Linked DNA regions of Homo sapiens: region 1 is linked to region 2. A link is a contact called in ENCODE Hi-C or POLR2A ChIA-PET data. All regions are on one chromosome and are shown on one strand. Each heading gives the region's core, a stretch centred on a gene start or an enhancer-like site at or near the end of the contact. The rest is flanking DNA. Distances are from core to core; before and after follow the strand shown. Region 1 overlaps CABIN1 (calcineurin binding protein 1). Region 2 overlaps CABIN1 (calcineurin binding protein 1).

The links. Hi-C counts contacts between places; a loop is a spot of excess contacts on that map. ChIA-PET counts read pairs that join two places held with the same protein, here RNA polymerase II (POLR2A). Pooled maps may share reads with other maps.
Region 1: a loop to region 2 is called in a pooled map, with 6 times the contacts of the local background. The contact joins two enhancer-like sites. A Hi-C loop is called at or near these places in 2 of 168 maps with a recorded cell type or tissue (Right ventricle myocardium inferior and heart right ventricle) and 2 of 50 pooled maps. POLR2A ChIA-PET finds 5 or more read pairs at or near these places in 3 of 52 experiments (H1, K562 and activated T-cell).

Annotation. Positions count from the first base shown.
Region 1 is chr22:24,105,549-24,109,120 of GRCh38, forward strand. The region is part of intron 26 of CABIN1 (calcineurin binding protein 1); the gene reads left to right. Among named protein-coding and RNA genes, the nearest start is that of SUSD2, 74 kb to the right of the region's middle. Within about 2 kb of position 2,288, at least 13 of the 41 ENCODE cell types and tissues checked have a DNase peak (open chromatin) inside an H3K27ac peak, as active enhancers do.
Region 2 is chr22:24,067,198-24,070,975 of GRCh38, forward strand. It overlaps CABIN1 (calcineurin binding protein 1), which reads left to right. Exons shown (of 37, transcript NM_012295.4): 17 at 3,603-3,778. Among named protein-coding and RNA genes, the nearest start is that of CABIN1, 58 kb to the left of the region's middle. Within about 2 kb of position 1,719, at least 6 of the 41 ENCODE cell types and tissues checked have a DNase peak (open chromatin) inside an H3K27ac peak, as active enhancers do.

The sequences.
Region 1 (3,572 bases), core at 1,038-3,537, 39 kb after region 2:
GAAATCAGCTCTCAGCTCCTGAGTCTCAAGGCTAGATACCTGGACTGTGGACAGTCCCTGGAGGTTCCATCCAGGGTGCCTGTTTCCCTGGAAGGCTCTCTCCACCCAGCCCCATAGGAAGTTTAGGCTAAGTCTGGCTCTCCTACATCAAAGAGGCTTTCCATCTGTCTCTTGCTCTGCCTCAGAACCAGGGGGCCCAGAACCCCCTCCTCACCCAAAAGCCCCTCCACAGAAAAACAGCTTGACTCTGACTTCTTCCATCTGGCCTTGCTCTATTAGGCGAGGCAGGAGAACAAAATGCCTCTGCCACCAGGCTTGGCAGCTTTTGTCTATAGAGCACAGGCAGACCCAGCCGGTCCTCTGAGGGCTCAGCACAGGCCATTAGCACACAAAGTTGCATGTCAGCCCATTTGAACCTAGGGCCACAGGATCCCAAAGATCCTGTGGAGGAGGTAGGACTGGAGCCAGGCCTGTAGGCTGTTCCTGAGGCCAGAATTCCCTCTCCACACATACTCAAAGACTCCCCAGTTCACTTGGGCAGCATGAGAGTGGTGCATTATGGTGCTAGGCTGCGTTCAGCTGTCTGGGAAGCGGGTGGAGTATGGCTCAGGGAGTGGTCCTTGCCCAAAGGTACATGGCTGATGGATGGGGGTCCTACCCCAGAGAAGAAGCCTTTGACCTGTGACCTCTTCTCCCAGAAGCCTTCCCTGTGCACACTGGCCCTTCCTTGGCTGCAGGTCTGGTAACCTGAGAGATGACCTTGCAGAGGGGCCTGCTGGGAGTAGAGAGATGACAGTAGTCAGCGGCATCCTTCCTTTTCCTCCTGCCCCTCTTCAGGGGCCTCCCAGAGCAGGGGCTTCCTGCTTCAGGAATGGGGGTGGCTCTGGGTTACACACCACAGTCCAAACAACCCTCCCTGCTGCCTGCCCTGCCAGCTTATCCAACTGCAGGGGTCCTGTTCTCCAAGAGCTTTTTCCCAGCACTGTGGCACATTGTCCTCCCTACCTTGACTCACCCAGCCCCTGGGCTGTCCCATCCACAGCAGCCCAGCTGGTGGCAGGATGAGGGTCCTTTTCACATGCTCTGCGATGTTCCTGGCAAACTTACCCCACTGTTCATGTCTGTCTGTCTGTCTTTCTGTCTGTCTGTGGCCTCTCTGAGGTCTTCAGTCAGCTGTACCAGAGAAAGTTTGCTTCCCCAGAAGAGGAGGAATGGAGGCTGGGGCACTGTCTGCCCAGGTAGATAGAGCCATTCTTTAAGAGCTTTTTCATTCATCCCTTTTGCCCTATTGACGTGAAAGAATTGAAACTTGGTGTTCTTTCAGTCTGACTGGCTTGAAACTTGGTATGAAACCTTGGGTTGACTTTTAGTATTTGAAATCAGGGTCATTTTAAATAGGCTGTGCCAACCCTTTCAGACACACAAGATCTGAAAGGAGCAGAAAATGGGCCTTGGGCCTTGAGTCCCTTTTGGTGGCTCTCATTTGAAGAGATAACACATCCCTGGACTCCTTCCTGTGGTGCTGCCCCCTTGGTAGTGGGCGGGAACCTTGGCAAGCACCTCCCCCACCTGCTTGCTTCACAGGCCAGTTGGGCATCTCATCTCTGTGTACATAGCCCCTGCCTCTCCAGCTCTGCCACAGCAGCCCACCCCAGCATCATGACCTGCAGGTGGCACCCAAGACTGTGGTGAGCCCCATTAGCAGAGCCTTCCTCAGGGCCACTTAGGTACCTTGATTACCCCTTAAACAAGGGTTTGTCTAGAATCACCACAATGCCCCCCAGGGCCAGTACCAATCTCTGCTCTCTGGTTTTTTAGATGGTTGGCAGTTCCAGATTCTCACATCTGTGTCTGAGAGGCTCAGGAAGGGCCTGGCAAAGTGTAGTCAGCAGCCTTTTGTCCCTGCCAGGTCCCTTGGCTTGTGCTTGCCCTGTTCCACTGCTGTGGATGTTATTTTAAGAGTCTCAGCAGAGTCCCCACTCAATTGGTGGTCGTTCTTCAGGGAGCAGAAGCCCCTGCACAGCATGCCGTCCTTTCTTGCCCACACAGTTCCTGGTGAGGTCTGGCCACCTTCACTGCCTGCTGGATGGATCCTGGTTCCTTCACATTGCAGCATCAAGAGGGTGTTAGCACTTTGAGAGTAAATATCTACTTGCCTAAACCAATCCTTAGTTTTCATAATGATCACAGCTGGGATTCCACCAAATTGGCAATTCCTTTAGGCCCAGAGCCCAAAAGAGCCTGTGAGCCGGTGAGCTCGTGGGGCAGCTTGCCAGTCGGTGAAATCATCCTAGCAAGGCTTGCTTCCTGGAGCTTGCCGCAGGATGTGCTGCTGAGCTGTGCAGTGACTTCAGCTAGTCTCAGGCTGGCTGAGGAGACCCAGCCCTAGCTTGTCTTTCAGGGAGACTTCAACTGCGGGGCATGGCCTGCTGTCTTTCAGAGACTCTGAGGCCTCACGAGCATTGTCTAAGCCATCGGTGTTCTCACTGTCAGGGCCAGAGTGAATGCTGCAGGGCTGTCACTTGTGTGCAGGGCACTAGCCACGCCTTTGTGGGATCCCATGTATGTGTCAGGGACAGAGGTAGGAAGACAATGGCAATCGTGTTAAAAAACCTGAAGTGGGGGCCTAGAGCAGCAAAATCATTTGGCCAAGATCACCCAACCCCTAAGTGGCAGATCTGGGATGGGAATGTGGGTCTGGGAGCCCAACCCTTAAGCTCCTACAATGACCCTGCGTGGCCTCTAGAGGGTCCCCATTGCTAATCCTCCCTTTACACACAGCCAGCAAATGGGCTGCCCCACCTCTTCTTGATCCCCTCATGCTGGGGACTCAAGTTTGGGACATTTTGTGAGGGCTGCAGGCCTGCTCATAACTGCCATTCAGTGCTCATGGAGCCTTGTATTCTGGCTTTGTAAGTCAGGGAAGAGCCTTTCACAAGCGTGAGAGAGAGGTTCTGGTCAGGTCTGTGCTCCTCCACTCAGGGGTCTTATACACGTCCCAAGTCCTCATTTCTCATTGTTCTGTCAGCCCAGCTGATACTGATGATCCATCAGTTCCTGGGCAGTGGACATGGCAAAGGCAGCTATGAAGGAAGGGCTATGGCAGGGATGCCTACAAGGTCACTGTCCCCAAACCCTGGTATATGATGAGACATGGGTAAAGAGGCCAGAGCAGCAGGGCACCCTTTGGAGCACAGACCTGATCCTCAGTATCCTCTGTGCAGGCCATCCCACTTTGACAGGCCTGTTGTGTCAATGTTGCCCCCCCATCTACATGGTGCTGCTTAGGTATTGGCTCCAATATGGCATCAGCAAAACCCTCTGCTCATTCAGACCTAAAGCTGTAATGGCACATTTGAGACATAAGAGATAAAACATGCTCAGGTTCTCTGAAATAATAGTATTGATAAACTGACATTTTGTGAACCTTTACTGTTTGTTAGGCACTGATTCAAACACTTTATGTGTATTAACCTAGTTAATCATAACAGTTCTGTGAAGTGGGTGCTTATGTTATCACAGTTTTACATGCATGGAAACTGAAGTATAAATAATTATGGCATTTACAGAGG
Region 2 (3,778 bases), core at 469-2,968:
TCCCTCACACCCACTTGCACCTTCTCTCCTTGCTTGTTTGTGTTTATTCTCTGGAGGTTCTGCGGTAGTTCTTAAGAATGTATAGCTAGAAGAGAGTGGATGTCAAAACCACTAAGCCCCCAGGAAGATGTTAGTCAGAAGATATGGTCAAGACTAATGGAAAGTTAGAACCAAGGAGTGCAGGTTCTAGGGTTCTGCGTGGCTCAGGGTGAACCCCACACTTGACTCAGAACTTCTGTGTGGCAGAGGAGGAAGGAAGAATGGTCAGGTCATCATCTGTCCATCCACTTGTTTATTCATCCATCTTGTTTTGTATTGCTTTTTAAGGTAAATATAAAAGTGGCTAAAATATCTGTACAGTGGAAAGAATCAAGATAAAATAAAGACCAATGTGTTGAAGAAAAATAACACTAGCCTTATGTTTGAAACCTCGTGTGCCCTCCTGAATCCTTCTGTGCTTCTGTTCCTCAGGAGGTAAACTCTTACCAAGAGCCTGCCAGGGAACTGGCAGCTGCTGGGTGCTGGGCAGTTATTCAACCTCTCTGAGCTCAGTTCCTCATTTCTAGGATAGGGATGACCAATGTCCTTAGCTCAGAGTCCTGTTGTAGGGATTACACAAGGTAATGTGTGTTGGCACCATGCCTGGCACTAGCAGGTGCTGTGGAGGTACTGCTGTCATCGTTGCCACCATCCTCAGGAGGGTTGAGTTGGCACCGAGATAAACATGGAAGATAATACGCAAAATATGCTTAGTGGCATTGAGTCCTGGTCCCTTATGCTTCATCCTACTAATCACATTGTGTTTTGTATCTATGGGGTACTTCCCTTTCAATTTGGAAAGAGAGTCCAGTCTTCTCCCAGGCTTTTTGCACAGATTGCACGAAGCATTTTAATCATTAACATTGTTGAACTGGGAAATAGTTAAGAGGTGCGACTATGGGAACAAATGGAAGCACCTCAGTCATGGGGAAAGGGTAAGAAAGAGTTGGTTTGGGGAAGCAGGAGGGAGAAGGGGGTGGAGGGAAGGAGGCTCCAGCTCCTGGCAGAGGAGGTCAGTCAGGCCCAAGCCAAGATCAGCGGATGAGATGTGTGTGACCTGTTACCTGGCAGGCTGCAAGGTGGCCCAGCATGGCTATGTGTGGGAGGGACAGCCAGCATACCAGGAAGGGTGCTGGGTGGGAGAAAGGGGAGAGAGGCCAGTGGTCTCTGCCTCCATAGGATGGCCTCAATGCTCAGATGTGGTCTTGCTCTTATTGTCTTCTAGAACAGCTGGATGTGGCAGGATACCCCATTGATGGGGGAGGAACTGCTGCTTGGGCAGGCGCTGAGCTGTGATAAGGGCTGTGCTTGAGGTCGGAGCCGAATGCTGTGGAAGCTCCTGCTTTTTGTGAATTAAGGTTTCCTGATTATTGCTCAGTTTTGTATTGAGAGTGTTTTCTTATTGATTTGGAGTGCTTTTTTTTGTATATTAAAGATAGTAATCTTTTTCTCAACAAATCTTGCAAATATTTTTTTCCCAATTGTTTGCTTTTAAATTGCAGAGAGGTTCTGAATTTTTATGCTGTCACATCTTTTGATGTTTTCATACATGTGTGATTTTGTTCATGGTTCACTGTGTTTTTTGTTCCTATGCTTAGACAGTCTTTCCAAGAGTGGAGAAATATTCATCCATTTGTTCTACACACATAGCTTGAGCTTTTATGGGGTGCCTGGCACTGGGCCAAGAGGAAGGCTGCTCTGAGGGACCCCATGTTCTCGAGGGGGGGCAGACAAGAGACCCATCAACAGAGAGATAAAAAGAGTATTTGCTTTTGTTTTATTCCCGCAGTGTTAATGTTTTATGTTTTGCATTTAACTTGTTTCATTTAGCTTTTCTCAAGTGGGGCATTGAACTTGCAGTCTTTTCCTGTGGGTGTATAGTGGCGCTTTCTTCCAGTGGGCAAGCTGCCTATTATGTTCTTCAGTCTAATTGGATAGTTTGTGTCTTGTTGAGTTGATTCTTAGTCCTTAATATTTTTGGTTGCTATATTGAGCAGAATCTTTTTGTTGTTCACTATCTTTTCCATGTATTCCTACGTTGCTGGCTTATAGAAACCCTATTGATTTTTTTGTGTTTGAGTCTGGGTGCTTCACTGAGTTCCCATTATTTCTTGTTTTCTGTCTGGCTTGTTTTATTGTGTTTGGGTAGATGATTGTGTTGCCCCCAGTCGATGGTAATTTGGTCTCCTCATTCATTGGTGTTTATTCTACTTTTTTGCTCTGTCTGGCCTTGAGCCCTGGAGATTATGTCATATTTTAGAGCACCGTTAGCAGGTCCTTGTCTTGTCCCTGACTTTCACAATGACTCTGGTTGCATTTAGTAGTCTTTATCATGCTGGAAAATAATCCTCTGGCTCTCACATGTTGGGTGTTTTGACCAGGAGGCATCAGCTCAGGCTTTGGACTCCCACATCAGCACCCTGTAGGCACCCTCGCACCCCAGTGGCCTCCTGGTAAAGGCTGCTGGCTTTCTCTAATGAAACACGGGCCCCATTTTCCTGGCAATTAGGATTTATAAATTGGGGGGGGTTTTGATCTGTGTTCAGATACCACACCACATTCCAAAGGCAGTTCCAGGTATTTCTGACCCCACACCTGTTGGTCTCACCTCAGAGAGTGGCAGCTGCACATGTCAAGGTTGGGAGGAGCCGCTGCCAGGCCTGGGCTGTGGCGAGGTTAGAGCCCAATGGGTCACCGGGCAGCAGGTGCTTCCTGTAGGTGTAACAAGCGTCCCACCAGATCTGTGAATTCACAGACAGGCTGTGTTTCCCCATGCACCAGCACAGTGATGAGAGATCCCAGGCATTTAAATGGGTTGTATTCTAGGCCAAAAAAAAAAAAAAAGGAGCTTTGCGAAAAGCAGTGGTTTCCAAAGAGAAGCTTTTAAAATAGAAGTAACAGTTCAGTGTGGTGTTCTGAGAGTTCTTCCATGTGCCAGGCACTGTGCTGAGTGTAATATGCACATCAGCTCATTTAATGCCCACAGTGCCGCTGAGGGGATGATGTGGTGGCTGAGGCTCAAATGGCTTACACATTGGCCCCATCAGGGCACCTGGGGAGGAGGAGGCTGATAGAGTGATGACTTTAGTGTTGCCTGGCCAGTTGCCCCTGTTGTGGCCTTGGCTCAGGCCCTCCTCCGCTGAGGTAGTCCCTCCCTGGCAGTCTGCCCCTTTGCTGCTGAACCCCCTCCAGAGCCCTGGCACTGGATGGGCACAGTGGCTCTGGGGAGAGCTGACAGGTGTTGGGGTGCCTGTCTCACCTTGGCTGGCTCTGCAGCCTCATTCCCAGCATCCCCACTTTATAAATGGGGAAGTTGAGGTACAGAGGTGAAGCCTTTCTGAAAGCTCCCTGGCTGGTGACATTCTCTGCTGCCATTGCACACAGGCCACTGGACTGCCCTTCTAGGCACCTCCGGGCTGCATGGGGCCTATGTTGTGCTGGGGCTCGTTCTTCCCTTTCTTTTGCTGCCCCTCATCTGTTTTCCTTCAGTTGTCTCTGCTCAGGCCTTGGGCCCAGATGTGCTGAGCTCACCGTGCACTTCACCTGGCTTCTTGCTGTACTAGGACTCCTTGCTCCGGCTGAAGGACTATCGGCAGTGTTTTGAGTGTTCCGATGTGGCTCTGAACGAGGCTGTCCAGCAGATGGTGAACTCAGGTGAGGCTGCCGCCAAGGAGGAGTGGGTGGCCACAGTGACCCAACTGCTGATGGGCATCGAGCAGGCCCTCTCTGCGGACAGCAG